2 separate regions of the Homo sapiens genome follow, and region 2 is linked to region 1. A link is an interaction called in ENCODE POLR2A ChIA-PET data of the cell type or tissue named here. Cell type or tissue: Caco-2. All regions are shown on one strand. Links, peaks and the distances in the headings refer to the core of each region. The heading gives the core; the rest is flanking DNA.

Evidence for each region. Peaks named below come from ENCODE experiments on the same cell type or tissue, not always from the same donor. Only the 100,000 strongest peaks of a DNase experiment are listed, where the experiment ranks them.
Region 2: POLR2A ChIA-PET joins it to region 1 with 12 read pairs; 2 of 35 experiments call an interaction of 5 or more read pairs at or near these places.

The regions. Positions count from the first base shown.
Region 1 is chr6:36,569,819-36,586,098 of GRCh38, forward strand. No RefSeq gene overlaps it. Among named protein-coding and RNA genes, the nearest start is that of SRSF3, 16 kb to the right of the region's middle. RefSeq lists a silencer at 1,940-2,140 and an enhancer at 6,787-7,730. In Caco-2, for the core only: no CTCF peak of the experiment used is centred there; DNase peaks (open chromatin) are centred at 7,693 and 10,113.
Region 2 is chr6:35,907,305-35,920,430 of GRCh38, forward strand. The region is part of intron 2 of SRPK1 (SRSF protein kinase 1); the gene reads right to left. Among named protein-coding and RNA genes, the nearest start is that of SRPK1, 7.2 kb to the right of the region's middle. RefSeq lists a silencer at 1,514-1,714. In Caco-2, for the core only: no CTCF peak of the experiment used is centred there; a DNase peak (open chromatin) is centred at 12,897; H3K4me3 peaks cover 1,589 bases.

The DNA.
Region 1 (16,280 bases), core at 4,508-12,507:
CGAGGTGGGCAGATCACAAGGTCAGGAGTTCAAGACCAGCCTGGCCAAGATGGTGAAACCCCGTCTCTACTAAAAATACAAAAAAAATTAGCCGGGCATGGTGGCAGGTGCCTGTAATCCCAGCTACTCAGGAGGCTAAGGCAGAGAATTTCTTGAACCTGAGAGATGGAGGTTGCAGTGAGCCGAGATGGTGCCACTGCACTCCAGCCTGGGCGAGAGAGCGAGACTCCGTCTCAAAAAAAAAAAAAAAAAGAAAATTAAAGGTTATATCTAAAGGTAAAAGAGATTCAATTTAAACATTATGGCTAGACTGTAGTCTCAGTGGTGTTGTCTATTCATATATATCATCAGAAGATACCTAATGTCTAGACTCGCAGGGGTGTCCAAACTTTTGGCTTCCCTGGGCCACACTGGAATTAGAAGAATTGTCTTGGGCCACACAAAAAATACCCTAATGATAGCTGATGAGCTAAAATAAAAATCACACACAAAAATATCTCATAATGTTTTAAGAAAGTTTTCAAGTTTGGGTCGCATTCAAAGCCATTCTGGGCAGGTTGCATAAACTTGGTCTAGAGCCATTACTGATGCTACAATTGAACTGCACTTAGGGGAACAATAGTGTGTTTCCCACTATACAGTTGCATCCACTTCACCCTCAATTTGAAAGTAGAAGTGAAACAATGTGGTATTAACTGGCACTGTTTGTATGTCTAGTTCTCTATTAACCATTCATTTATTTTATTTTGTTTTATTTTATTTTTTTTGACAGACCAGTTCTCGCTTTATTGCCCAGGCTTGACTTGAACTCCCAGGCTCAAGTGATCCTCCTGAGTAACTAGAACCACAGGCATGTATCATTGCCCAGCTTCATTTAATTTTTAGCAGCTTTATTGTAGTATAATTGACACACACCAGCCTGGGTAACATAGTGAGACCCCCATCTCTCTCTTTTTTTTTTTTTTGAGATGGAGTTTTGCTCTTGTTGCCCAGGCTGGAGTGCAATGGCGCAATCTCGGCTCACCACAACCTCTGCCTCCCAGGTTCAAGTGATTCTCCTGCCTCAGCCTCCCGAGTAGCTGGGATTACAGGCACCCGCCACCACGCCCGGCTAATTTTGTATTTTAAGTACAGACAGGGTTTCTCCATGTTGGTCAGGCTAGTCTCGAACTCGCGACCTCAGGTGATCCACCCGCCTCAGCCTCCCAAAGTGCTGGGATTACAGGTGTGAGCCACTGCGCCCGGCCGAGACCCCCATCTCTAAATTAGCCAGGTGTGATGGTGCATGGCTGTAGTCCCAGCTACTCAGGAGGCTGAGGGAGGATCGCCTGAGCCCAGGAGTTTGAGGCTGCAATAAGCTGTGATCGTGCCACTGCACTCCAGCCTGGGTGACAGCAAGACCCTGTCTTAAAAATAATACTATAATAATAATAATAACTGACATATAAAGAATGGCACATTTTAAAAGGGTACTGTATTCATAATTTTATATTGCTGATGTAACAAATTATCACAAACAGTGGTTTAAAACAGTACAAATTTATTATCTTACAGTTCTATAGGATTAGAAGTTCAACACGGATCTTATTGGGTTCAAATCAAGGTGTCAGCAGGGCTGCATTTCTATGCTGAGGCTCTGAGGCAGAATGTATTTCTTGCTTTTTCTTGCTCTTAGAGGTTGCCCACATTCCTTGGCTCATGGCCCCTTCCTCCATCTTAAAAGTCAGCAATGTTGCATCTCTCTGACTCTTCCTTTTTTTTTTTTTTTGAGACAGGGTCTCACTGTTGCCCTGGCTGGAATGCAGTAGCACAATCACAGCTCACTGCAGCCTTGACCTCCTGGGCTCAAGCAATCCTCCCACCTCAACTTCCTGAGTAGCTGGGACTACAGGTGTGTGCCATCATGCCTGGCTAATTTTTGTATTTTTTGTAGAAATGGGGCTTCACCATGTTGCCCAGACTGGTCTCAAACTTCTGAGCTCAAGTGATCCACTAGCCTCAGCCTCCCAAAGTGATGGGGTTATAGGCATGAGTCACCACAAATGGCTTTCAACTCTGTTTTTGAAGCCTTTCAACTAATTGAATCAGACCCACTCAGACAATTGGATAATCTTTCTTACTGAAAGTCGACTGATTATGGAATTTACAGCTACAAAAGACTGTCACAGCAACACCTAGATTAATTTGGCTGAATAACTGGCACTATAGCCTAGCTAAATTGACACTTCAAAAGGACGATCACAGGTACAATTTGATAAGTTTTGACATACAGGCATGCACTGCGTGACAACATTTCAGTCAAAGACAGGCCACATATAAGATGGTGGTCTGGACGGGTGTGATGGCCCACGCCTGTGATCCCAGCACTTTGGGAGGCCGAGGCGGATGATTTACCTGAGGTCAGGAATTCAAGACCAGCCTGGCCAACATGGTGAAACTCCATCTCCACTAAAAATACAAAAAAATTAGACGGGCATGGTGGCACATACCTGTAATCCCAGCTACTCCAGAGGTTGAGGCAGGAGAATCACTTGAATCCAGGAGGCGGAGGTTGGAGTGAGCCGAGATTGCACCACTGCACTGTAGCCTAGGTGACACAGTGAGACTCTGTCTCAAAAAAAAAAAAAAAAACCACACACACACACAAACACACAAAAGATGGTTGGGCGTGGTGGCTCATGCCTGTAATCCCAGCCCTTTGGGAGGCCGAGGCCGGTGGGTCACCTGAGGTCAGGAGTTCAAGACCAGCCTGGCCAATATGGCGAAACCCCGTCTCTACTAAAAATGCAAAAATTAGCCGGGCATGATAGCAGGCACCTATAATCCCAGCTACTTCAGAGGCTGAGGCAGGAGAATCATTTGAACCTGGGAGGGGGAGGTTGCAGTGAGCTGAGATCATGCCACTTCACTTAAGCCTGAGCAAAAGAGCAAAGGTCCATCTCAAAAAAAAAAAAAAAAGATGGTGGTTTCTCCCATGAGGTTATAAAGGAGTTGAAAAATTCCTATCACCTAGTGATGTCATGGTCATTGCAATGTTGTAGCACAATGCCTTACTCATGTGTTTGTGTGATGCTGGTGTAAACAAACCTACTTATAAAAGTAGCATGCCTGGCGCTATGGCTCATTCCTGTAATTCCAGCACTTTGAGAGACCGAGGCAGGAGAATGGCTTGAGTCTAGGAGTTTGAGACCAGCCTGGGCAACACAGGGAGACCCCATCTCTACAAAAACAAAACAAAAAAAAATTAGCTTGGCCTGTTGGTACATGCTGTAGTCCCAGCTACTCAGGAAGCTGAGGTGGGAGGATCCCTTGACCCCAAGGGTTCGAGGCTGCAGTGAGCTATGATTGCGCCACTGCTTTCCAGCCTGGGCAACAGAGTAAGACCCTGTCTCTTAAAAAAAGAAAAAAAAAAGGTATAAAAAGTAAAAAAAAAAAAAAAAAAAGTTATAGTAAGGTAAGGTTAACTTATTACTGAAGAAAGAAAAATAAATAAATAAATCTAGTGTAGCCTAAGTGTACAGTGTTTATAAAGTCTGCAGTAGTGTCCTAGGTCTTCACACTCACTCATTGACTCACCCAGAGCAACTTCCAGTCCTGCAAGCCCCGTTCCTGACACATGCCCTACAGAAGTGTGCAATTTTAAAATCTTTTTTACTGTGTTTTTGTGTACCTCTCCTGTGTTAAAATATGTCTAGATACACAAATACCATTGTGTTAAAATTTCCTGTAGTATTCAGTAAGTAACATGCTGCATAGGTTTGTAGCCTAGGAGGAATAGGCTATACCATATAGTCTAGGTATGTGATAGGCTATACCATCTAGGTTTGTGTAAGTACATTCTTTTTTTTTTTTTTTTTTTTGAGACAGAGTCTTGCTCTGTCGCCCAGGCTGAGTGCAGTGGCACAATCTCAGCTCACTGCAGCCTCTGTCCCCCAGGTTCCAGCGATTCCCCTGCCTCAGCCTCCTGGGTAGCTGGAATTACAGGCACTCGCCACCATACCTGGCTAATTTTTGTATTTTTAGTAGAGACGGGGTTTCGCCATATTGGCCAGGCTGGTCTCAAACTCCTGATCTCAGATAATCTGCCCGCCTTGGCCTCCCAAAGTAGTGGAATTACAGGTGTAAGCCACCACGCCCGGCCTGTGTAAGTGCATTCTATGATGTTCCCACAATGAGGAAATCATCTGACAATGCATTTCTCAGAATGTACCTCCGTCCTTAAGCAATGCATGACTCTGTGTGTGTGTGTGTGTGTGTGTGTGTGTGTGTGTATTCCATCTCCCCCAATAGTTTTCTCTTGCCCCTTAATAATTCTTTGCTTCAGCTGAGTCTGGCCAAGATGGTGAAACCCCGTCTCTACTAAAAATACAAAAAGTAGCCAGGTGTGGTGGCAGGCGCCTGTAATCCCAGCTACTTGGGAGGTTGAGGCAGGGGAATCACTTGAACCCAGGAGGCGGAGGTTGCAGTGTGCCAAGATTGTGCCATTGCACTCCAGCCTGGGCAACAAGAGTGAAACTCTACCTCAAAAAATAAATAAATAAATAAATAATAATAACAATTCCTTGCTTCTGTTCCTCCCACTCCACATCCTCAAATAGCCACTAATCTGTTTCCTGTCACTATATATTAGTTTGCATTTCTAGAGTTTTATGTAAATGGAATCATGCACTTTTTTTGTCTGACTTCTTTCACTCAGCATATTTTAAGATTAATCAATGTTGTTGCATATAATAGTAGTTCATTCCTTTTATTGCTAAGTAGCATCCCAAATATGCCATATTATCCATTTACCTACTAAAAGATATTTGAGTTGATTCCCTTTTTTTTTTTTTTTTTTTTTGGCTATTACAAGTAAAGCTGCTATGAACATTCATGTACAAGTCTTTGTGTGGACATATGCTTTAATTTCTCTTGAGCAAATATCAAGAAGTAGAATGCCTGGGTCACAAAGTAAGTGTATGTTTAACTTTTTAAGAAATTGCCAAACTGTTTCCCAATGTGGCTGTACCATTTTACATTTATACCAGCAATGCTTGAGGGTTTCATTTCATCCATATCCTCACCAACACTTAGTATGGTCAGGCTTTCAAATTTTAATTTGACCTAATAGGTAGGTCACCTCATGATTTAAAAACCTATGGACAATCCTTGCTTGAAGGTTTGCAAAATGCTTGCAAAAAGCTTACAAAATGCTGATATTATATTTCTAACATTATTTCTATATTGATTACCTGGCATTCTTTGATAAAATAGAGCCTTATCTTATCCACTGACATGATATAGTTACCCTAAATATATTTCCCACTGTAAAGGAAGGTAAAATGTCTAATTCTTTCTTTTCTAATTACCAGTTTTCAAAATAAAGAGTTGTTTTAATCTTCACACACCTTTTTGATTCAGGTGGGTCATTCTTTTTCTCCCTCTCTCTTTTTTTTTTTTTTTTTTTGAGACAATCTTGCTCTGTTACCCAGGCTGGAATACAGTGGTGTGTGATCTTGGTTCACTGTAACCTCGACCTCCTGGGTTCAGGCAATTCTCATGCCTCAGCCACCCAAGTAGCTGGGATTACAGGCGTGCCCCACCATGTCCAGCTAATTTTTTGTATTTTTAGTAGAGATGGGGTTTTGCCATGTTGGCCAGGATGGTCTCGAACTCCCGGCCTCAAGTGATTCACCCGCCTCGGCCTCCCAAAGTGCTGGGATTACAGGCATGAGCCACTGTGTGTGGCCCTTAATTTTTATTTTTTTATTTTTATTCTTTTTTAAGACAGAGTCTCGCTCTGTCACAAAGGCTGCAGTGCAATGGCACAATCTTGGCTCACTGTAGCCTTGACCTCCTGGGCTCAAACAATCCTCTCACTGAGACCAGCACACCCAGCTAATTTTTGTCTTATTTGTAGAGACGCGATTTCACCACATTGCCCAGGTTGGTCTTAACTCCTGAGCTCAAGCAATTTACCTGCCTTGGCCTCCCAAAGTGTTGAGATTACAGGCATCAGCCCAGCTTTAGGTCATTCTTGTTTTCTCCTTTTGCATACAAAATATATGACAATGAGACTCAAAAGAGTTTAAAGAAGTTGCTCGGCCAGGCATGGTGGCTCACGCCTGTAATCCCAGCACTTTGGGAGGCCAAGACAGGCAGATCACGAGGTCAGGAGTTTGAGACCAGCCTGGCCAATATGGTGAAACCCCATCTCTAGTAAAAATACGAAAATTAGCCAGGAGTAGTGGCACGCACCTGTAATCCCAGCTACTAGGGAGACTGAGGCAGGAGAATTGCTTGAACCGGTGAGGCGGAGGTTGCAGTGAGCCAAGATTGCACCACCACACTCCAGCCTGGGTGACAGAGCAAGACTCCTCGAAAAATAAAAATAAAAAAGGAGTTTCTCAAGGTTTTAATCCCAGCCAACAACCAAGAATCCTGATAAGAATTTGCTTCTAAAATAAAAGCTCTCGGTTGGGTGCGGTGGCTCACATCTGTAATCCCAGCCCTTTGGGAGACCAAGGCAGGATCACTTGAGATCAGGAGCTCAAGACTAGCCTGGCCAACACGGTGAAACCTCGTCTCTACTAAAAATACAAAAATTAGCCGGGTGTAGTGGTACACGCCTGTAATCCCAGCTACTCGGGAGGCTGAGACACGAGAATTGCTTGAACCCAGGAGGCGGAGGTTGCAGTGAGCCAAGATCCTGCCACTATGCTCCAGCCTGGGCGACACTGCAAGACTCTGTCTCAAATAATAATAATAATAATAATAAATAAAATAAAAGCTCTCAGTTGCCAAGGTATTTTGAAGATTTGTAGCTGCATGCCTGTTACTGGACACCTGCTTCCTAGTAACATGGTCAGAGGCTAGTGAGAAACGTCTCACCTCCCTGCCGTGAACTCCCTCATCTCGGCAAGGCCTCTACAGTCCTGTGTCTCACAGGCTGTTGTGTTCCCCTTTCCAGCACCTGCTGGTATAAGGCAGAAACTGAACACTGTTACCCAACAGGCCTTTCTCATGAAAGCCCTGTTCATTGATTTCTGTTTTTCTTTCAGAAATTAGAATTAATTAGACCTCCTGGGCTCTTTTCCAAGCAAAAATAGAGGTAGAAAGTAGTGGCTGGGCGCGGTGGCTGATGCCTGTAATCCTAGCACTTTGGGAGGCCGAGGCGGGTGGATTGCCTGAGCTTAGGAATTCAAAACCAGCCTGGGCAACACGGTGAAACCCCGTCTCTACTAAAATACAAAAAATTAGCCGGGTGTGGTGGAGTCCGCCTGTAATCCTGGCTACTCGGGAGGCTGAGGCAGAAGAATTGGTAGAACCCAGGAGGCGGAGTTTGCAGTGAGCTGAGATCGTGCCACTACACTCCAGCTTGGGCGACAGAGCAAGACTCCATCTCTAAAAAAAAAAAAAAAATTAGCAAGTGGCAGAAAAGCAAGGAATCTGAGAGAGGGACTAGATGGTGGAGTCAGCAAGGGACTCAGAATCTAAGTGGGAGGGAGTTTCTGAGCCTGCCCTGGCTCAGAAGGCTGTCCATGGGAAAAAAAAAAAAAAAAAGAAGAAGAAGCTAAAGGGTGGACAGGGTGATGGGAAGGCTCTGGAACAGAGGTAGCAATTATTAAAATATTTAAATAGTTGTGTGTTCATTGGTAGACAGCAGCTGCTCTGAGACCTCAAGCCAGTGCTTATCTTCCACCCACCCCCGGCACCCAGTCTCTTCTCTTGCCACCCTCTGATGACTGTTTTGATTAGTTAGGATCCAGGCTGAACTGTGGTTAAATATTTTGAATAACTTCCCTGGGTGTGGACACAAACCAGACTGGAATTCTAACTAGTGTGACCTGGCAACGGTATTCTTTTTTTTTTCTTTCTTTCTGAGATGGAGTCTCCCTCTGTTGCCCAGGCTAGAGTGCAGTGGCGCGATCTCGGCTCACTGCAACCTCCTCCTCCTGGGTTCAAGTGATTCTCCTGCCTCAGCTTCCCAAGTAGTTGGGACTACAGGTGCATGCCACCAACTCGGCTTTTTTTTTTTTTGTATTTTCAGTAGAGACGGGGTTTCACCACATTGGCCAAGCTGGTCTCAAACTCCTGACCTCATGATCCACCCGCCTCGGCCTCCCAGAGTGCTGGGATTACAGGTGTGAGCCACCGTGCCCGGCCTGGCAACGGTATTCTAACTTGAACACAGTGTCACCAACCACTGTTTGCGAACATTCAGACAGCATCAACTCTGTCTACCCTTGGGTCATAGACTTTTAGGTACTGGTGATATCATATGTCTTTCCTACTGTTGTGATCAAAAGTTTGAAAAATCCAGATTAGAGCATTCCAGGTAGAGGGGACTGAATGCAGGGATACACAGCTTGTTTCTGGAGAGGAAATACGAGATGCCTTGGAGGTAGGCGGGGGCCAGGTATGAAGGCCATGAGGCCCATGGTCAGTCGAGAGTGACCAGGAGGCAGTGACACTCTGATATGGGACACAGAATGGAAAGATAGTGAATTGGAGGTCTGAAGCACGTTGGGGACATGAGAAAGAAGCATGTGTGTTGGATATATGGCTCAGGGGTCGGGGAGAGCCCCCACTCCTCCAAAGATAAAGCAGAGAACAGAGGTCCTGAAAGCAGATGAAGTCCCTCATGGAGAGAGCACACGGGGAGCTGGGAAGGGGCACGGGAGGGAATCCCGCGGGCCCCCTGCATTAGCAGGCAGAGGAGGAAGAGCACTCTGGAGGGCACTAAGGAAGAGGAGCCAGAGAGATGGGAATGTGGAAACTGGGAGGGAGAATTAACAGGCTGAGATGCTGTGAGTCCAGTAAGATAAGGACTCAGACATCTGCTGGGCCCCAGAGGCAGTATGGGTCTATGGTTAGGTAGCCTGACTGCAGGGGTCTAATCTGGCTCTGGTAATTCTGAGCTCTGTGACCTTTGGCAAGTGTTTTAATCTCTTGTGCCTCAGTTGTTTTCCTCTATAAAATGGAGATAATAACATTTACCTGAGTTTCAAGGATTAAATGAGTGTGTGTGTGTGTGTGTATGCATGAGTGTGTGCATGTGTAGAGGAGAGAGAGAGAAAAAAAGATAGAGACAGAAAGACAGCCAGAAAGAGAGGGAGATTGAGAGAGAGATGCTCTGAACCAGGTTTAAAAAGTAGTAAATGAGCCAGGCGTAGTGGCTCACACCTGTAATCCCAGCACTTTGGGAGGCCGAGGCGGGTGGATCACCTGAGGTCAGGAGTTTGAGACCAGCCTGGCCAACATGGTGAGACTCCGTCTCTACTTAAAATACAAAAAATTAGCCGGGCCAGGTGTTGCACACCTGTAATCCCAGCTACTCAGGAGGCTGAGGCAGGAGAATCTCTTTAACTCAGGAGGCAGATGTTGCAGTGAGCCGAGATTGCACCACTGCACTCCAGCCTGGGGTAACAGAGTGAGACTCTGTCACAAAAAAAAAAAAAAAAAAGTAGTAAATGGGCCAGGCACAGTGGCTCATACCTATAATCCCAGCACTTTGGGAGTCCAGTGTGGGTGTATCACTTGAGGTCAGGAGTTGGAGACCAGCCTGGCTAACATGGTGAAACCTCAGCTCTACTAAAAATACAAAAATTAGCCAGGCATGGTGGCAGGCGCCTGTAAACTCAGCTACTTGGGAGGCTGAGGCAGTAGAATCGCTTGAGTCTGGGAAGTGGAGGTTGCAGTGATCTGAGACTATGCCACTGCACTCCAGCCTGGGTGACAGAGTGAGACTCCATCTCAAAAAAAAAAAAAAAAAAAGAAAAGAAAAAAAAAGTGGTAAATGCTACACACAAGCTTATGCGAAATTATGACAGCTATCACTTGCTGGGCCTGAGTTTTCTTGGCTACAAACTAAATTAGTGTGTAAACTCTAGAAACTCAGGAAAAAAAGAAAGCCATACTGGAGCTAAACAGACAAATATCTTTCAAAACACAGAATTAAGCACACACTAAAGATTGTGACATCCTGACATCTCCACTCTGCCCTCTTCAGTTGCTTCTTGTTGTTGCTTTTGAGGCTAAACTTACTTCCCTGTATTTGTGAGTTCCAGAGTGCAAGCTAGGGTCACCGAAACAAAGGTTTCTCATCTTCCAGCTGCACAAGCAATCCTTTTATTCTAGCCTGGATCCTTTGCCAGACCTCTCTGTAGGTCTGAGAACCAAATAAGGTAACACACACGAGGCAGGCATTGAAGTCCAGGCACCACTGAGTGGGAAGGGAGGGTGGGGCTGAAATCAAAACGGGGAAGAGTCTTGGAGCTCAGGAACTGTGCTGCCTCAGGGGGCCCAGCATGCGAGGAAGGACGTCTGTCCATGTAACATGGTGTTCCTTAGGGCTCTCTGGAGGAAAGGGGGGGCTGAAAAAGCAAACACACACCCCCAGAGACACCAAACGCAGGCAATTTCCAAGCATTGTTGCTTTCTTTTTTTCTCTCTCTTTTTCTTTTTCTGAGATAAAGTCCCTCTGTTGCCCAGGCTGGAGTGCAGTGGTGCGATCTCAGCTCACTGCAGCCTCCCTTATGGCTGGGCTCAAGCAATTCTCCTGCGTTAGCCTCCCGAGTAGCTGGGACCACAGGCACGCACCACCACGCCCAGCTATATATATATATTTATTTATTTTTGGTAGAGACAAGGTTTTGCCACGTTAGCCAGGCTGTTCTCAAACTTCTGAGTTCGAGCAATCCACCCACCTTGGCCTCCCAAAGTGCTAGGATTACAGGTGTGAACCACTGCATGTGGCCCAATCATAGCTGCTTTCTGCTCCTCAAGTGGACACCAGGCTCCAGAGTCTCACCTGGGATTTGAATCCCACCTTCACCCATTTTTTTTTTTTTTGAGACGGAGTTTCGCTCTTGTTCCCCAGGCTGGAGTGCAGTGGCACAATCTTGGCTCACCGCAACCTCCGCCTCCCAAGTTCAAGCGATTCTCCTGCCTCAGCCTCCCAAGTAGCTGGGATTACAGGCATGTGCCACCACGACCGGCTACTTTTGTATTTTTAGTAGAGACGGGGTTTCTCCATGTTTCTCAGGCTGGTCTCGAACTCCCGACCTCAGGTGATCCGCCTGACTCGGCCTCCCAAAGTGCTGGGATTACAGGCGTGAGCCACTGAGCCCGGCCCCTACCTTCATCCTTTATAAACTGTGAGACCTTTGACAAATTACTTAACTTCTCTGTGTCCTAGTTTTCATTTGTTTCAAGTACTACAATTACATTTTATAAGTCAGGTACACTCCAGGAAAAATGACAGGGTGAAAATTAGTGTGTGTGCATGTGTGTGTCGGGTGGGTGGGGTGTGGTTGCGTGTGGAGAAATGTGTTGAGGGGGGCGGCGTGTCAGGAAAGTAGAATTACCCAAATGTGCCCAGAAAACTCCCACATTTCGGTGTTTGTGAGACATTCCCAGATTGGGAGAAATAAGATAATTAACTGACAACAGTTGGAAACTAACTGTGGACCAATTTAAAATGAAAGTTGTAAAGCCAAGCCATTCTTTTAGGTGTTTTGGCTCTCTACTTCAGTAGAAAGAACTTTTATTAATTTTGCACCAAAATGTAATTATAGAAAATTAGGCTGGATGTGGTGGCTCACGCCTGTAATCCCAGCACTTTGAAAGGCTGAGGCAGGGCTGGGCCTGGTGGCTCAAGCCTGTAATCCCAGCACTTTGGGAGGCCAAGGCGGCAGATCACTTGAGGTCAGGAGTTCGAGACCAGCCTGGCCAACATGGCAAAACCCTGACTTTACTAAAAATACAAAAATTAGCTGGGCACGGTGGTGGTGCCTGTAATCTCAGCTACTGGGGAGGCCGAGGCAGGAGAATTGCTTGAATCCAGGAGGCAGAGGTTGCGGTGAGCGAAGATAGCACCACTGCACTCCAGCCTGGGTGAAGAAGCAAGATTCCATCTCAGAAAAATAAAAAGAAAGGCTGAGGCAGGAGGATTGCTTGAGCCCAGGAGTTCAAGACGACCTTGGGCAATATAGTGAGACCTTGTCTTTACAAAAAGTAAAAAAATTAGCTGGGTGTGGTGGTGCATGCCTGTAGTCTCAGCTACTCTGAAGGCTGAGGTGGGAGGATTGCAAGAGCCCAGGAGGTCGAGGCTGCAGTGAGCCGTGATTATGCCACTGCATTCCAGCCTGGGTGACAGAGCAAGATCCTGTCTCCAAAAAGGAAAAAAAGAAAAAAGAAAAACAAAAATTAAACCAAGCAGAAAACAGGAAAAAAAAATTCCTCAACTGTCTTATCATCTAGAGCTAAGTGTTAAACTTTCGTACTTTTTTCTGTGTCTATATGTATATACATACAGACATACATATACACATATAAATACTTGTATATTTGGAAAGTTGATCATGCCTGCGTTGTTCTGCAAGCTTTGAGGGGCAATGGTAAGAAGAGCTCTGAATTGCTAGGTGCAGTGGCTCACGACTATAATTCTGGCACTTTGGGAGGCTGAGGCAGGTGGATCACCTGAGGTCAGGAGTTCAAGACCAGCCTGGCCAACATGGTGAAACCCCATCTCTACTAAAAATACAAAAAATTAGCTGGGCATGGTGGCGGGTGTCTGTAATCCCAGCTACTTGGGAAGCTGAGGCAGGAGAATCACTTGAACCCAACAGGCGAAGGTTGCAGTGAGCTGAGATCATGCCATTGCATTCCAGCCTGGGCAACAAGAGCAAAACTCTGTCTCAAAAAAAAAGAAGAGCTCTGAATCTTCTTAAAACCTACTCAAGGCTGGGAGTGGTGGCTCACACCTGTAATCCCAGCACTTTCGGAGGCCAAAGCAGGTGGATCGCTGAGCTCAGGAGTTCAAGACCAGCCTGGGCAACATGACGAAACCCCGTCTCTACAAAAAATAAAACACACACACACACCCCAAAAATTATCTGGATGTGGTGGCGCGAGCCTGTATTCCCAGCTACTTAGGAGGCTAAGGCAGGAATATGGCTTGAGCCCAGGAGGCAGAGGTTGCAGTAAGCTGAAACTGCACCAGCGCACTCCAGCCTGGGCGACAGAGTGAGACCCTTCTCCTCAAAACAAACAAACAAACAAACCCACTCAATGCCCCCTAGCCTTGCCAGTTTCCTTACATACGTAAATCCTCTTTGCTGATTCAATGTTTTCTAATATTTTGATTATATAACATACTTTGAGACGACTAAACTTTCCCAGGACACAACATGGTAAATGACAGGAAGTATAACTTGAATAGAATCATAAACTATAATCTGAAATGACCAGCCTTCGTTTGCTGACCCCATCCTTAAAATGTTAAAACAAAAACAAATATCAACAAGAACACTTTGTAAAGCAAGTTATAGGTTTCTGGCTACAGAATAAAGATCTGGGTAAATGTGTAATTTAAATTTTAAAACACGTGACAACCAGCCAGGCGCGGTGGCTCACGCCTGTAAATCCCAGCACTTTGGGAGGCCGAGGCGGGCAGATCATGAGGTCAGGAGATGGAGACCATCCTGGCTAACACGGTGAAACCCCCGTCTCTACTAAAAATACAAAAAAAAAAAAAAAAAAAAAAAAAAAATGAGGCGGGCGAGGTGGCGGGTGCCTGTAGTCCCAGCTACTCAGGAGGCTGAGGCAGGAGAATGGCATGAACCAGGAAGGTGGAGTTTGCAATGAGCTGAGATCGCGCCACTGCACTCCAGCCTGGGCGACAGAGCAAGAATCTGTCTCAAAAAAAAAAAAAAAAAAACAACAACAACATGTGACAAGCAATCAGATGCTATCAAGATGTGTTTGGATAGAACAGAAAGAAACAGGGAGCAGAGGTGCAATCACTATGGGTCCTTGTGTCAGTCTCTGTTCTAAAACCAAGACTTAGAGGATTGTGGCAAAGTCTCTGGGGAAGGCTGTGAATAAGAACTTTCATCTACTCATTTTTTTTTTTTTTTTTTTTTTTTTTTTTGAGACGGGGTATCGCTCTGTCGCCCAGGCTAGAGTGTAGTGGCGCGATCTCCGCGCACTGCAAGCTCCGCCTCTCGGGTTCACGCCATTCTCCTGCCTCGGCATCCCGAGTAGCTGGGACTACAGACGCCCGCCACCACGCCCAGCTAGTTTTTTTGTATTTTTAGTAGAGACGGGGTTTCACCATATTAGCCAGGATGGTCTCAATCCTCCGACCTCCGTGATCCGCCCGGCTTCGGCCTTCCAAAGTGCTGGGATTACAGGCATGAGCCACCGCGCCCGGCCCATTTACTCATTTTTTAATGAACTTTTAAAAAAATTGGGCTGGGCGAGTGGCTCACGCCTGTAATCCCAGCACTTTGGGAGGCTGAGGTGGGCAGATCACCGGAGGTAAAGTTCAAGACCAGTCTGGCCAACATGGTGAAACCCCGTCTCTACTAAAAATACGAAAGTTAGCCAGGCATGGTGGCGCTTACCTGTAATCCCAGCTACTCGGGAAGGTGAGGCAGGAGAATCATTTAAACCCCAGCTATTCGGGAGGCGGAGATTGCTGTGAGCCGAGATTATGCCACCACACTCCAGCCTGGGTGACAGAGTGAGACTCCGTCTCAAAAATAAAAATAAAAGTAGAAATACTTATGAAGCAATAAGGGAAATTTGAAAACTGATTGAATATTTGGTAGTAAGGAATTATTGTTCATTATTTTAGGTATAATAAATATTATAATGGTAAAAAGTACATAGAAGGGTGGTATCTCAAAGTATCAAAGCAATTAAGGTGTTTTTTTTGGAAATGGCATCTTTTTTTTTTTTTCTTTTGAGACGGAGTCTCACTCTGTTGCCCAGGCTGGAGTGCAATGGCGTGATCTTGGCTCACTGCAACCTCTGCCTCCCGGGTTCAAGCGATTCTCCTGCCTCAGCCTCCCAAGTAGCTGGGATTACAGGCATCCGCCATCATGCCTGGCTAATTTTTGTATTTTTGTAGAGACAGGGTTTCACCTTGTTGGCTAAGCTAGTCTCAAACTCCTGACCTTAAGTGACCCACCTGCCTTGGCCTCCCAAAGTGCTGGGATTACAGGCATGAGCCTCCATGCCTGGCAGAGACAAAGTCATGCTCTGTCGCCCAGGCTGTAGTGCAATGATGAAATCTTGGCTCACTGCAACCTCTGCCTCCCGAGTACTGGTGTTCAAGCAAGTCTCCTGCCTCAGCCTCCTGAGTAGCTGGGATTATAGGTGCCTGCCACCACGCTGGACTAATTTTTGTATTTTTAATAGAGATGGGGTTTCACCATGTTGGCCAGGCTGGTCTCGAACTCCTGACCGCAGGTGATCTGCCTGCCTCTGCCTCCCCTAAGTGCTGAGATTACAGGCATGAGCCACCGTGCCCGGCCACCAAAGCAATTAAGTTTTAAAAAGCTTAAAACTATGTAATTTGTAAAAACACTCTTTTCACATAGTTGTCCAGGATACAGAACTAAAATGACCTTTTAAATGACTATCTATTGTAATTGTGTGTGCTTATTTTCTATTTGTCCCTGTAGATCAACACAGTCCAGTAGACATAGAATGAGAGCTACATATGTAATTTTTTTAGAGGTGGGGTCTTGCTGTGCTGTCCAGGCTGGAGTGCAGTAGCTACTGGTAGTGCCATGATAGCGCATTACTCTTGCCTCAGCCTCCAGAGTAGTTGGGACTATGGGCCCATGCCACCTTGACTGGCTAATTTGAAATGTTCTGGCAGCCACAGTTAAAAAGTATAAAGAAACAGATAAAATTAATTTTTTTTTTGGTTTCAGACAGAGTCTTGCTCTATTGCCCAGGTTGGAGTGCAGTGGTGGGATCTTGGCTCACTGCAACCCCCACTACCTCTGTTCAAGCCATTCTCCTGCCTCAGCCTCCCGAGTGCTTGGGACTACAGGCACCCACCACCATGCCTGGCTGATTTTTGTGTTTTTAGAGAGACGAGATTTCACCATGTTGGCCACAAACTCCTGACCTCAAGTGATTCACCCGCCTTGGCCTCCTACATTGCTGGAATTACAGGCATGAGCCACTGCGCCTGGCCAAAATTTATTTATTTATTTAGAGACAGAGTCTTGCTCTGTCGCTTAGGCTGGAGCAACCTCTGCCTCCCGGGTTCAAGCGATTCTCCTGCCTCAGCCTCCCGAGTAGCTGGGATTACAGGTACCCGCCACCATGCCCAGCTAATTTCTGTATTTATAGTAGAGTCAGGGTTTCACCGTGTTGGTCAGGTTGGTCTCGAACTCCTGACCTCAGGTGATCTGCCCTCCTCAGCCTCCCAAAGTGTTGGGATTACAGGTGTGAGCCACTGTGCCTGACTGAAATTAATTTTAATATAGTTTATT
Region 2 (13,126 bases), core at 5,127-13,126, 660 kb before region 1:
CTTGTTTAAAAAAATTTAGGGCAATTATACTACCGTAGCTATGCTTTAAAAAAATTAAGAGTCTATAATTTATAAAATAATATGATGCCTGGGATTTGCTTTAAAATAAGATGGAGTGAGGCTGGGCGCGATGGCTCACACCTGTAATCCCAGCACTTTGAGAGGCTGAGGTGGGTGGATCACCTGAGATCAGGAGTTCAAGACCAGCCTGACCAACATAGTGAAACTCCATTTCTACTAAAAACACAAAATTAGCTGAGTGTGGTGGCACATGTCTGTAATCCCAGCTACTTGGGAGGCTGAGGCAGGAGAATCACTTGAACCCGGGAGGCGGGGGTTGCAGTGAGCCGAGATTGCACCATTGCACTCCAGCCTGGGCAATGAGAACAAAACTCCGTCTCAAAAAATAAAAAATAAAAAATAAAAAATAAGTAAGATGGAGTGAACACATGAATAACAAGAAAGAGGAACAGCCTTGATATAGTTTGGCTCTGTGTCTCTACACAAATCTCATGTCAAATTGTAATCCCCACATCAGCAGAGGGATGAGGTGGGAGGTCACTGGGTCATGGGGGTGGTTCACCCACGCTGTTCTGATAGTTTGTGAGTTCTCACGAGAGCTGATGGTTTTAAAGTGTGGCACTTCCTCGTTCTCGCAGACATTCCCTCCTGCCACCTTGTGAAGAAGGTGCCTGCTTCCCCTTCACCTTCCACCATGATTGTAAGTTTCCTGAGCCCTCGTTATGCTTCCTGTTAAGCCTGTGGAACTGTGAATCAAACTTCTTTCCTTTATATACCCGGTCTCAGGTAGTATTCTTTATAGCAGTGTGAAATGGACTAATACAGTAAATTGGTACCACAGAGAGTGGGGTACTGCTATAAAGATACTTGAAAATGTGGAAGCAACTTTGGAACTGGGTAGTGGGCAGAGGTTGGAACAGTTTGGAGGAGGGCTCAGAAGAAAACAGTAAGATGTAGCAAAGTTTGGAGCTTCCTAGAGACTTGCACTATTTTGACCAAAATGCTGATAGTGAGGTGAACAATGAAGTCCAGGCTGAAGTGGTCTCAGACGGAGACAAAGAACTTATTGGGACTAAAGTAAAGGTCACTCATGCTATGCTTTAGCAGAGACTGGCAGCATTCTGCCCCTGCCCTAGAGATCTGTGGAAGTTTGAACTTGACAGAGATCATTTAGGGTATTTGGCAGAAGAAATTTCTAAGCAGCAAAGCATTCAAGACATGACCTGGGTTATTCTGAAAGCATTCAGTTTTATGCATTCAGAAAGAAATCATTTGAAATTGGGACTTATGTTTAAAAGTGAAACAAAGAATAAAAGTTTGGGAAATGTGTAGCCTGACAATGGGATAGAAAAGAAAAAAACATTTTCTGGGGAGAAATTCAAGCTGGCTGCTAATCACCAAGACAATAGAGAAAATGTCGTCAGGGCATGTCAGAGATCTTGGCGACAGCCCCTCTCATCACAGACTCAGAGGCTTAGGAGGAAAAAGCTAAAAGGGGCTAAGGTACAGCTTGGGCCATTGCTTCAGAGGGTTCAAGCCCCAAGCCTTGGCAGCTTCCACGTGGTGTTGGGCCTGCAGGTGCACAGAAGTCAATAATTGAATCTCTGTCTAGATTTCAGAGGACATATGGAAATGCCTGGATGCCCAGGCAGAAGTCTGCTGCAGGGGTGGAGCCCTCATGGAGAACCTGTGCTAGGGCCATGCAAAGGGGAAATGTGGGGCTGGGGCCCCCACACAGAGTCTGCACCGGGGCACTGCCTAGTGGAGCTGTGAGGAGTGGGCCACTGTTCTCCAGACCCCAGAAGGGTAGATCCACCAATAGCTTGCACCATGTACCTGGAAAAGCCACAGGCACTCAATGCCAGTCCATGAAGGAGCTGCCCAAGGCTATGGGATCCCACCCCTTGCATCGGCATGCCCTGGATGTGAGACACAGAGTCAAAGGAGATTATTTTGGAGCTTTAAAATTTAGTGACAGCCCGGCTGAATTTCAGACTTTAATGGGGTCTGTAGCCCCTTTGTTTTGGACAATTTCTCCCATTTGGAATGGGAACATTTGCCCAATGCCTGTATCCCCATTGTATCTTGGAAGTAACTAACTTGCTTTTGATTTTATAGGCTTATAGGTGGAAGAGACTTGTCTCAGATGAGACTTTGGACTTGGGACTCTTGAGTTAATACTGGAATGGGTTAAGACTTTGGGGGATAGTTGGGAAGGCATGATTATTTTGCAATGTGAGGACAAGAGATCTGGGAGGGGCCAAGAGTGAAATAATACAGTTTGGCTCTGTGTCCCCACCCAAATCTCATCTCAAATTGTAATACCCACATGTCATGGGAGAGACCACGTGGGAGGTGATCAGATCATGGGGGTGGCTCCCCTCATGCTGTTCTCATGATAGTTCTCACGAGACCTGATGGTTTTGAAGTGTGGCACTTCCTTGCTGTTGCACACACTTCCTCCTGCCAACTTGTGAAGAAGATGCCTGCTTCCCCTTTGCCTTTCACCATGATTCTAAGTTTCCTGAGGCCTCCCAGCCATGCTTCCTGGTAAGCCTGTGGAACTGTGAGTCAATTAAACCTCTTTCCTTTATAATTACCCAGTCTCAGGTAATATTCTTTACAGCAGTGTGAGAACAGATTAATACAAGCCTCATTTCTTTCTTTTTTTTTTTAAGATGGAGTTTCGCTCTTATTGCTCAGGCTAGAGTGCAATGGCATGATCTCAGCTCACTGCAACCTCCACCTCCTGGGTTCAAGAGATTCTCCTGCCTCAGCCTCCCAAGTAGCTGGGATTACAGGCATGCGCCACCGCACCCGACTAATTTTGTATTTTTAGTAGAGACGGGCTTTCACCATGTTGGTCAGGCTGGTCTCGAACTCCCGACCTCAGGTGATCCATCTGCCTCAGCCTCCCAAAGTGCTGGGATTACAGGAGTGAGCCACCACGCCCAGCTTGCAAGCCTCATTTCTGAGATGGAGAAAGTTTTAGTGGTCTGAATAGAAGATCATACCAACCACAACATTCTCTTTAGCCAAAACCCAATCCAGAGCAAGGCCCTGGATTTTATGAAGTTTGTGAGAGGTGAGGAAGCTGCAGAAGAAAAATTTGAAGGTAGCAGAGGTTGGTTCATGAAGTTTACAGAAAGAAGCCATCCCCATAACATAAAAGTGCAAGGTAAAGCAGTGAGTGCTGATGAAAAAGCTGCAGCAAGTTACCTAGATGCTAAGATAATTGATGAAGGTGGCTATACTAAACAGCAGATTTTAGGTGTAGACAAAAGAGCCTTCTATTGGAAGATGATGCCATCTAGGACTTTCATAGCTGGAGACAAGTCAATGACTGGCTTCAAAGCTTCAAAGGACAGGCTGACTCTTGTTAGCAGCTAACGTACCTAGTGACTTTAAGTTGAGGCCAATACTAATTTACAATCACAAAAATCTTAGGGCTCTTAAGAATTATGCTAAATCTACTCTGCCTGTGCTCTATAAATGGAACAACAAAGCCTAGATGACAGAACATCTGTTTACTGCATAGTTTACTGAATATTTTAAGGCCACTATTGAGACCTTCTGCTCAGAAAAATAGATTCCTTTGAAAATATTACTGCTCATTTGCAATGTACCTAGTCACCCAAGAGCTCTGATGGGAATGTACAAAGAGATTAATGTTGTTTCCATGCCTACTGACATAACATGTATTCTGCAGCCCATGGATCAAGGAGTCATTTCAACTTTCAAGTCTTATTATTTAAGAAATACATTTGATAAGGCAATAGCTACCATAGTGATTCCTCTGATGGGTCTGGGAAAAATCTATTGAAAACCTTCTGGAAAGGATTCACGATTCTATATGCCATTAAGAACAGTCATGGGGAGAGGTAAAAATATCAACATTAACAGGAGTTTGGAAGAAGTTGATTCCAACCCTCATGCATGACTGAAATGTTCAAGACTTCTGTGGAGGAAGTAACTACAGATGTGGTAGAAACAGCAAGAGGACTAGAATTAGACATGGATCCTGAAGATGTGACTAAATTGCTCCAATCTCATAATAAAACTTGAACAGATGAGGAGCTGCTTCTTATGATGAGAAAGTGGTTACTTGGCCGGGCGTGGTGGCTCACGCCTGTAATCCCAGCACTTTGGGAGGCCAAGGTGGGAGGATGGCTTGAGCCCAGGAGTTCAAGACCAGCATGGGCAACATGGTGAGACCCTGTCTCAAAATAACTGATTAGTTTATTAATTAATTTTTTTAAAAAATAAGTTTCTTTCTTTTTTGTTTTTAAGAGCTAAGGTCTCACTATGTTGCCCAGGCTGGCCTTGAACTCCTGGGCCCAAGCAATCCTCCCATCTCGGCCTCCGAAGTAGCTAGGACCACAGGTGCATGCCACCACACCCAGCAGAAAGCGGTTTCTTGAGATGGAATCTACTATTGGTAAAGATGCTGTGAACATTGTTGAAATGACAACAAGGGACTTAGAATATAACATAATCTTAATTTATAAAACAGTAGCACAGTTTGAAAGGACTGACTCCAATTTTGAAATAAGTTCCTCTGTGGGTTAAATACTATCAAACATCATCGCATACTACAGAAAAATCTTTGGGTAAGGGAGGGTCAATAAATGCAGCAAACTTCATTGTTTAAGAAATTGCCACAGCTACTCCAACCTTGAGCAGCCGCCAGATGAGTCAGCAGCCATCAATACTGAGGCAAGACCATAGCTGGGTGCAGTGGTTCACACCCCTAATCCCAACTACTCAGGAGGCTAAGGCAGGAGGACTGCTTGAGGCCAAGAATTCAAGGCCAGCTTGAGGGCAACATAATGAGATTCCATCCCTTAAAAAAAATAAAAAAATAAAAAATAAAAAATGAGCTGGGCATGGTGGCATGTGCCTGTAATCCTAGCTACTTGGGAGACTGATGCAGGAGGAACGCATGCACCCAGGAGTTCGATGCTGCAGTGAGCTATGATAGCACCACTGCACTCCAGCCTGGGCAACAGTACCAGACCCCATCTCCCTTAAACAAAAATTATTATTGAGGCAAGACCTTATACCAGCAAAAAGATTATGACTCACTGAGGGCTCAGATGATCCTTAACATTTTTTAGCAATAACGTATTTTTAAATTAAGGTCTGTACATTTTTAAAAGACATGACGCTACTGCAAAGTTAACAGACTACAGTACAGTGCAAACATAACTTTTATATGCATTGGGAAACAAAAACTTTGTGTGACTCGCTTTGAGGTGGTCTGGAACTGAACGTGAACCCATAGTATCTCCAAAGTATGCCTGTAATACTTTAGCCAATTTAAAAATATCCCCAAACTAGTAACAGTGATAGAGAGGATTTGGAGAGCATGAGCAAAAGAGCTTACCTAAAGTGGGAAAAACCCCACAAAAAAGTGCCAGTTATTCCACAAGGTCTAAATTGATTTTAGTTGATCATCTTTCTTCCCTTCTTTTGGAGACAGGGGTCTTGTTCTGTCACCTAGGCTGGAGTGCAGTGGCATAATCACAGCTCACTGTAGCCTCTACCTCCTGGGCTCAAGAGATCCTCTCACCTCAGTCTCCTGAGTAGCTGGGACTACAGGCACGTGCCACCACACCCAGCTAACTTTTGTGTTTTTAGAAGACAGGATCTTGCCATGTTGCCCAGGCTAATCTCAAGTTCCTGGGCTCAAGGCCTTGGCCTCCCAAAGTGCTGGGATTACAGGCATAAGCCACTGTACCGAGCCTTTTTCACTTTTAGTAAGGGAATTCCTAAGCACCCGCAGCCTTATTCACTTTGGCACTTCAACAAGTTGCTGGTTTCAAGTAATCTAAAGGAAAATGGTAATTTGTCAAGCCTGGGATGCACTGTAGTAGAAACACTAATGTAAATAAAACTTACTAACCAATGAAACTACAGAGGAAGAAGAGAACAAAATATTTTCTGACAAGAGAAGTTCTAGAAATTCAATTTTGCAAGTAAATTTATATTTAAGGGAATCACACACAATTAAAAATGCAAATTTTAAAAAAGATATAACAGTTGACCTTGAGGTAGGAGAATCACTTGAATTCACTTGAATCACTCCAACTCGGGAGGTGGAGGTTGCAGTGAGCCGAGATCGCGCCACTACACTCCCACCTGGGCAACAGAACAAGACCCCGTCTCAAAAAAAAGTAAAAAGCAAAGGAGGCCAGGCACAGTGGCTCACGCCTGTAATTCCAACACTTTGGGAGGCCAGGGTAGGTGATCACCTGAAGTCAGGAGTTTGAGATCAGCCTGGACAACATGGTGAAACCCCGTCTCTACTAAAAATATAAAAATTAGCCAGGTGTGGTGGCACGCACCTGTAATCCCAGCTACTCGGGAGCCTGAGGCAGGAGAATTGCTTGAACCCAGGAGGCGGAAGTTGCAGTGAGCCAAGATCATGCCACTGTACTCCAGTCTGGGTGACAGAGCGAGATTCCATCTCAAAAAAAGAAAAAAAAATAAAAGAGAGAGAAAAAAGAAAAAGCAGAGGAAAAGACAAATTTGCCACGGTTTTAAAAATCAATTTATGTAAAAAGCACACTATAAGTGACATCTGAAGGACCTATAACAAGCTGAGAAATAAAAGTCTGCCGCACAACAAAGGATACTTTCTCTTTTTTTTTTTTTTTTTTTTTTTGAGATGGAGTTTTGCTCTTGTCGCCCAGGCTGGAGTGCAATGGCACGATCTCGGCTCACTGCAACCTCCACCTCCCAGGTTCAAGCAATTCTCCTGCCTCAGCCTCCCAAGTAGCTGGGATTACAGGCATGCACCATGACGCCCGGCTAATTTTTTGTATTTTTAGTAGAGAAGGGGTTTCTCCATGTTGATCAGGCTGGTCTCGAACTCCCGACCTTGGGTGATCCACACGCCTCAGCCTCCCAAAGTGCTGGGATTACAGGCTTGAGTCACCAGACCTGGCTAGGATACATTCTTAATAAAGAGTTCTTAAGATCAAGAAAAAGATCAACAATCTAATATTAAAAATGGGCAAAAAATTCAAAATTACAACAAGGTATTTTATAGATTACCAGATTTGGCAAGATTTTTCAAGTAATATTACCTAGTTCTGGTGGCTTCACAGGAGATACAAGAACACTCCCATTTCCACTGCTTTGCCTAGAGCAGTCCTCTTCCAAGTCTTTGTTCAAATGTCACCTTTTCAGTGTGGCCTCCATCACCCTATTTAAAACTGTAACCTTATCTCCATTTCTCAACCCCCACTTATCTTTCTCTTTTTTCTCCACCTATCACCTAATATACTATTTAATTTACTTATTTATGTCTATTGTTTATTCTGTCTTTCCTCCCACTATAATAATATAGTAGCCAACGGGACAGGAATGTTTTTCTTTCACTGCTGAATCCCGAATATGGAAAACAATGCTTGGGACAGGGTGGGAGATCAAAAACTATTTGTTTAATGAATAAGAGTTAAACTAGTTAAATCCTTTTTTTTTTTTGAAACGGAACTTTGCTTTGTTGCCCAGGCTAGAGTGCAGTGGTACGATGTTGGCTCACTACAATCTCCACCTCCCGGGTTCAAGCGATTCTCCTGCCTCAGCCTCCTGTGTGGCTGGGATTACAGGCACCTGCCACCACACCTGGCTAATTTTTGTATTTCCAGAAGCAGGGTTTCACTGTATTGACCAGGCTGGTCTTGAACTCCTGACCTCAAGTGATCCCCCTGCCTCAGCCTCCCAAAGTGCCAGGATTACAGGCTTGAGCCACTGTGCCCGGCCAAACCTGTTAAATCTTGCTGGAGGAAGGCCGGGTATGGCGGCTTACATCTGTAATCCTGGCACTTTGGGAGGCTGAGGCGGGCAGAACGCGACGTCAGGAGATCGAGACCATCTCGGCTAACACAGTTAAACCTCGTCTCTACTAAAAATGCAAAAACAAAATTAGCCAGGCATGGTGGCGGGCGCCTGTAGTCCCGGCTACTCGGGAGGCTGAGGCAGGAGAATGGCATGAACCCGGGAGGGGGAGCTTGCAGTGAGCCGAGATCACGCCACTGCACTCCAGCCTGGACGACAGAGCAAGACACCGTCTCAAAAAAAAAAAAAAAAAAGAAAAATCTTGCTGGACAAAATTTTGACAAAATGAACTAAAAATATTTTAAATGTATATACCATTCGAAGTATTTATCCTAAGGAAATAATCACTGATGTAAGCAATGATTTGTCCAAAAGATTATTCACTATAGCTGTGAATTAATTGTGAAAAACTGGAAACAGCCCATAGTGGAATATTTAATACACGAAAAATACTCATGATAATGTTAACTAGGGAAAAGTATGCCCAGTGATTCCATTTTTGTCTTTAAAGGTATATACAGGCCAGGTGCGGTGGCTCACGCCTGTAAGCCTAGCACTTTGGGAGGCCGAGGTGGGCGGATCATGAGGTCAGGAGATGGAGACCATTCTGGCTAACACGGTGAAATCCCGTCTCTACTAAAAATACAAAAAATTAGTGGGGCGTGGTGGCACACACCTGTAGTCCCAGCTACTCTGGAGGCTGAGGCAGGAGAATCACTTGAACCCAGGAGGCGGAGGTTGCAGAGAGCCGAGATTGCACCACTGAACTCCAGCCTGGGCGACAGAACGAGACTCTGTCTCAAAAACAAAAAAAAAAAAAAATATATACACACACACACACACACACACACACACACACACACACACACACACGTTTATTAATAAAAATTAAAATAAATTATGGTTGGCTGGACACAGTGGTATGTGCCTGTAATCCCAGCTACTCGAGAAACTGAGACAGGAGAATCGCTTGAACCCAGGAGGCTGAGGTTGCAGTGAGCTGAGATCTCACCACTGCACTCCAGACTGGATGACAAGAGCGAAGACTCTGCCTCAAATAAATAAATAAATAAATTAATTAATTAATTAATTAAATTATGGCATATCAACTTAATGGAATGCTAGATGAGGTTCTCTTTCTGTCCTGACATGGAACTATTTCTAAGACTCAGTGAAAAAGGCAGACCCTAAAAAAAATAGTAAGGCTGCACTATATGGAATATAGAACCAATTTCCAAGGTGCACTGCTAAGTGTAAAAAGCATCAAATACTATTTCATTTTTTAAATTGTTTCAAATTTACTGGCTCTACTTCCTACTGAATAAAAATGTTAGATATTTAAGTATTTTCTCTTGTAAATTTTTTTTTTAATTTGTGGCCAAATTCAAGTAAATTTTCAATATATCTCCCAAATGACTCCACAAATCAGTGTTAGAGCTGAATTAATTTTACTACCAAATGTATACTAAATCCATAATTATTTAACTGCAAATAAAGTGAAAATTACTGTCCAAACCAGCTTCCTAAGGTAAGTAATAAAATCAGTAAGTATGAAATCCATTCTGGAATTATGTTCCATAGAAACAACTTCAAAAACAGACATATAGGTCAGGCACGGTAGCTCACACCTGTAATACCAGCACTATGAGAGGCCAAGGCAGGTGGATCACTCGAGGTCGAGTTTGAGACCAGCCTGGCCAACATGGTGAAACCCTGTCTCTACCCCGAAAAATACAAAAATTAGCCGGGCGTGGTGGCAGGTGCTTGTAATCTCAGCTACTTGGGAGGCTGAGGCAGGAGAATGGCTTGAGCCCGGGAGGCAGAGGTTGCAGTGAGCTGAGAATGCGCCACTGCACTCCAGCCCGGGTGACAGAGTGAGACTCTGTCTCAAAAAACAAAACAAAACAAAACAAAAACAGACACACACTGTTAAATTATAAAAGCTTATGACAAACAAATAAAGGCTCACAGCTATTGGTATAAACACTGAAAACAAATGTTCAGAGGGAGATAGATGATTGTGCTGTTTCATAGACACAGGACAGTATGTCATGAAAGGGCACCCAAACCCCCAAGCATCCAGAGGTCTCTCATTCAGAAGCCTCTTTCAACTCAGCTTCTACCTTACCTGTTGTAAGACACACCAAAAGCACTGTCACTTAGAAACACATGATTGGTAGCCAGGGCTTTGGGTATGTCAGACCTGGGTTCAAATCCCAGCTTTGCAATTTTCTAGGGGAGTAATCTGACAAACCTCAATTCTCTTATCTGTAAAGTAAAATGGAGATCATCACCAACTAGTTAATGTTAGTAAATAAAAGCACAGCGTCCACAAAAGTAAAATGAAGAATTGTCTAAATAAGAAAATTTAAAATCCCAAAGTCAAATACTCCAGCACAGTGAAAAGAACCCAAAGGAAATCCACTCTAACAAACACAGAGCTGGAAAGGGACCCTGAATTCCAAGTTTTGGTTCTTCTGTCACCAGCTTCAAGACCCTGGGTTTAAGATCTGCAGTACCAGGGGACTGAAAATCCCTTCTGCCTGTGACACAACACGACTAAATTACTAAGGATGCTATTTACTGTAACAGTTCCAAAACTTTCTAAAATTTTCATTTAAACGCTTTGTTTTTATATCTTTAGGTCCTGATCAGTTTTCACTATGACTGAACTGCCAGTCAGGATATATACATAAGACTGTTTCCTTAACTAACTTGTCTAAGGTCAGATTGCTAAAAAGTAGCAAAATCAGAATTCAAAACCACATCTATCTCCAAAGACCAAACTCTATGGCATGCTTCTTCCTCAAATCTTCTTCCTGACTCACCTCCTGTAACTAGCAGCTTGCCTTAGCAAAGTAAATGGAAGTCATCAGGAGTGCAGTCAGAAGTCATGGAACAGAGTCAAGTTACCTTAGTTGAGGCTTGAACTTCTAACACAGTACTCTAACCAACTTAATTAGACATTTCAGCTACTTAAAAGGAGGCTGGGATACAAACAAAAGAAAAGAAAGACAGAAAGAAAGACAAAAAGGAAGAAAGAAAAAGAGCAAGGTGCAGTGGCTCATGCCTGTAATCCCAGCACTTTGGGAGGCTGAGGCAGGCGGATTACCTGAGCTCAGGAGTTCGAGACCAGCCTGGGCAACATGGCGAAACTCTCTCTCTACAAAAAATACAAAAATTAACCAGGCGTAGTGGCACACGCCTGTAGTCCCAGCTACTTGGGGGGCTGAGGCAAGAGAATTGCTTGAATCTGGTAGGTGGAGGTTGCAGTGAGCCGAGATCGCACCATTGCACTGCAGCCTGGGCAACAGGCTTTCTTTTTGCCTCAAAAAGAAAAAGAAAAAAAAGGTAGGTAAATTCAAAAACAAACAAACAAAAAAAACTTATTAATTGGAAACAAATCCAAAAATAAAACACCTCTGAAGTTACAAGGAAATGGGGGCAGTTCATTCACGCATATTTTCAGGATTCAAAGTTGTTCAAGATGAAATATTCAGTAAAATGACTGCTAGATTATCTATAATCCATACTTGCAAACAATTAACACAAATAACTCTAAGTTATCCATAGTAGTGAATGGGGTAACAGATACACATCTGACTTTAGAAATAAAGCATATGGTCTAAATAGATAATCGAAAGTAACAGATTTCTGGTGCTTAAAGTATATCATCTATATACATTTACCCCTCAAATTACAGCTTGATTTGGGCTAATCTCAAATTAATTTCTAAGTGGTAAGAGAGATCTGGACAAATAGTCTGAGAGACCAGGATTTCTAAAAAATACAGAGTAATATAATAAAAACTGCAACTTCCTTGTATCAATAGAAAAGAACGTTTTAACACATTCTCATCAATTCCACAAAGAATAACTAAACTAGGCACAGAAAAGTAACATTTCAAGTCCTACTGCACACTAGAACCAAGTTAGCACCTTGCTGTTTCTATTAAACGATCTAGGATTAAAAACTGGTTTTGAATAATCCCATATATGGATAATCCAAAGGTAAACAGACACACACAAACTCTCATTTACAAGACTTCGTCACCAAGCACTTACAAAATACATTTCATAAGACAGAAGAGAAAATGGAGCAAGAGGTGAGGTCACCTACCACTTTAGTTCTATTGAAAGAGAGAAGTCATTATGTGCTCTCCCCAAACAGTAGGTAGCCTCCAAAAACAACACACACCCCTACACCCCCCTAATCTGGTATTGTCATTCAGTGGGGTGACCTAGGAAGGCCTTTGAAATGTGTTGTATCAGCTCAGAGGGAATTAGACCGCATACGATGCCACAAAACATCAAATAAATGTAAAACTATAAAGATAATACATCTAAAATTAAGATGTATTAATAACTAGGCATACAAGCTCTCTCTGAATACAAAGTGTGTAAGAGCTGATTTCCAAGATCCTTTGCAATTAAACGTTAGTACATGATGAAAGTTCTTAAGGCTTAGCCTCACTTGCTGCTAAGCCTGCTACCTGAGTTTCTACTAGGCTGTGACCAACTTTTGAACTTGCCACGATAGCACTAAACTACTGTTATGCATCCTACTGATAAAACTGGACATGTGGCGCTTAATACGCCAAACCAGAATCATCAATGTTTGTTAAAGAACTCTCCCGTTACTATTGTGATGTCCACTCCGGAAGATTATCTGCATCTGGTTGAGGTTTAGACAGAAGAGAAGCAGTTAACAGACACCGACTGTATACACAGCGGTCTGCCGGCACACTGCAAAAAAGCCGATACGCCTTACAGGCTCAGGAAGTTGACTAACCCAGGGAAAAGCCCCATGCCCTCCTCTATGAAAGGGAGTGTGTGGTTGGTAGAACCCAAAGTAAACACGGAAAAATTCATTCAAGAATTTCCTTAAGGCCTACCGTGAAGACGTCGGAGGCAAGTTAAGACGTTGGGGAGCAGGTAAGAGAGACCAGAGTTCAGAAACAGACCGATAATGATCTACCAGCTCCGGTGGGGAGGTCCAAGCTAGGGGAGTTTGTGCCTCCTCTGTGGAGTTGGGGAGGAAAGGTACCGGGCGGGCTCTGGTCCTCCTCCGACAGCCCTTTCCAGCAGGCCCGGGGCTGCTAAGACCCAGGCCTGGCGTTGAGCAACAGCAGCTCTCTTCCACATGGTTGCTGGAGAGCGACCCTCCGAGCTGCCCCGAGGCCATGTGGCTGCAGCCACAGGGTGCCCAAACCCGGTGCACGTTCAAGACGTGAAACCAGAGCAGAGAAGGTGCCGGAGGA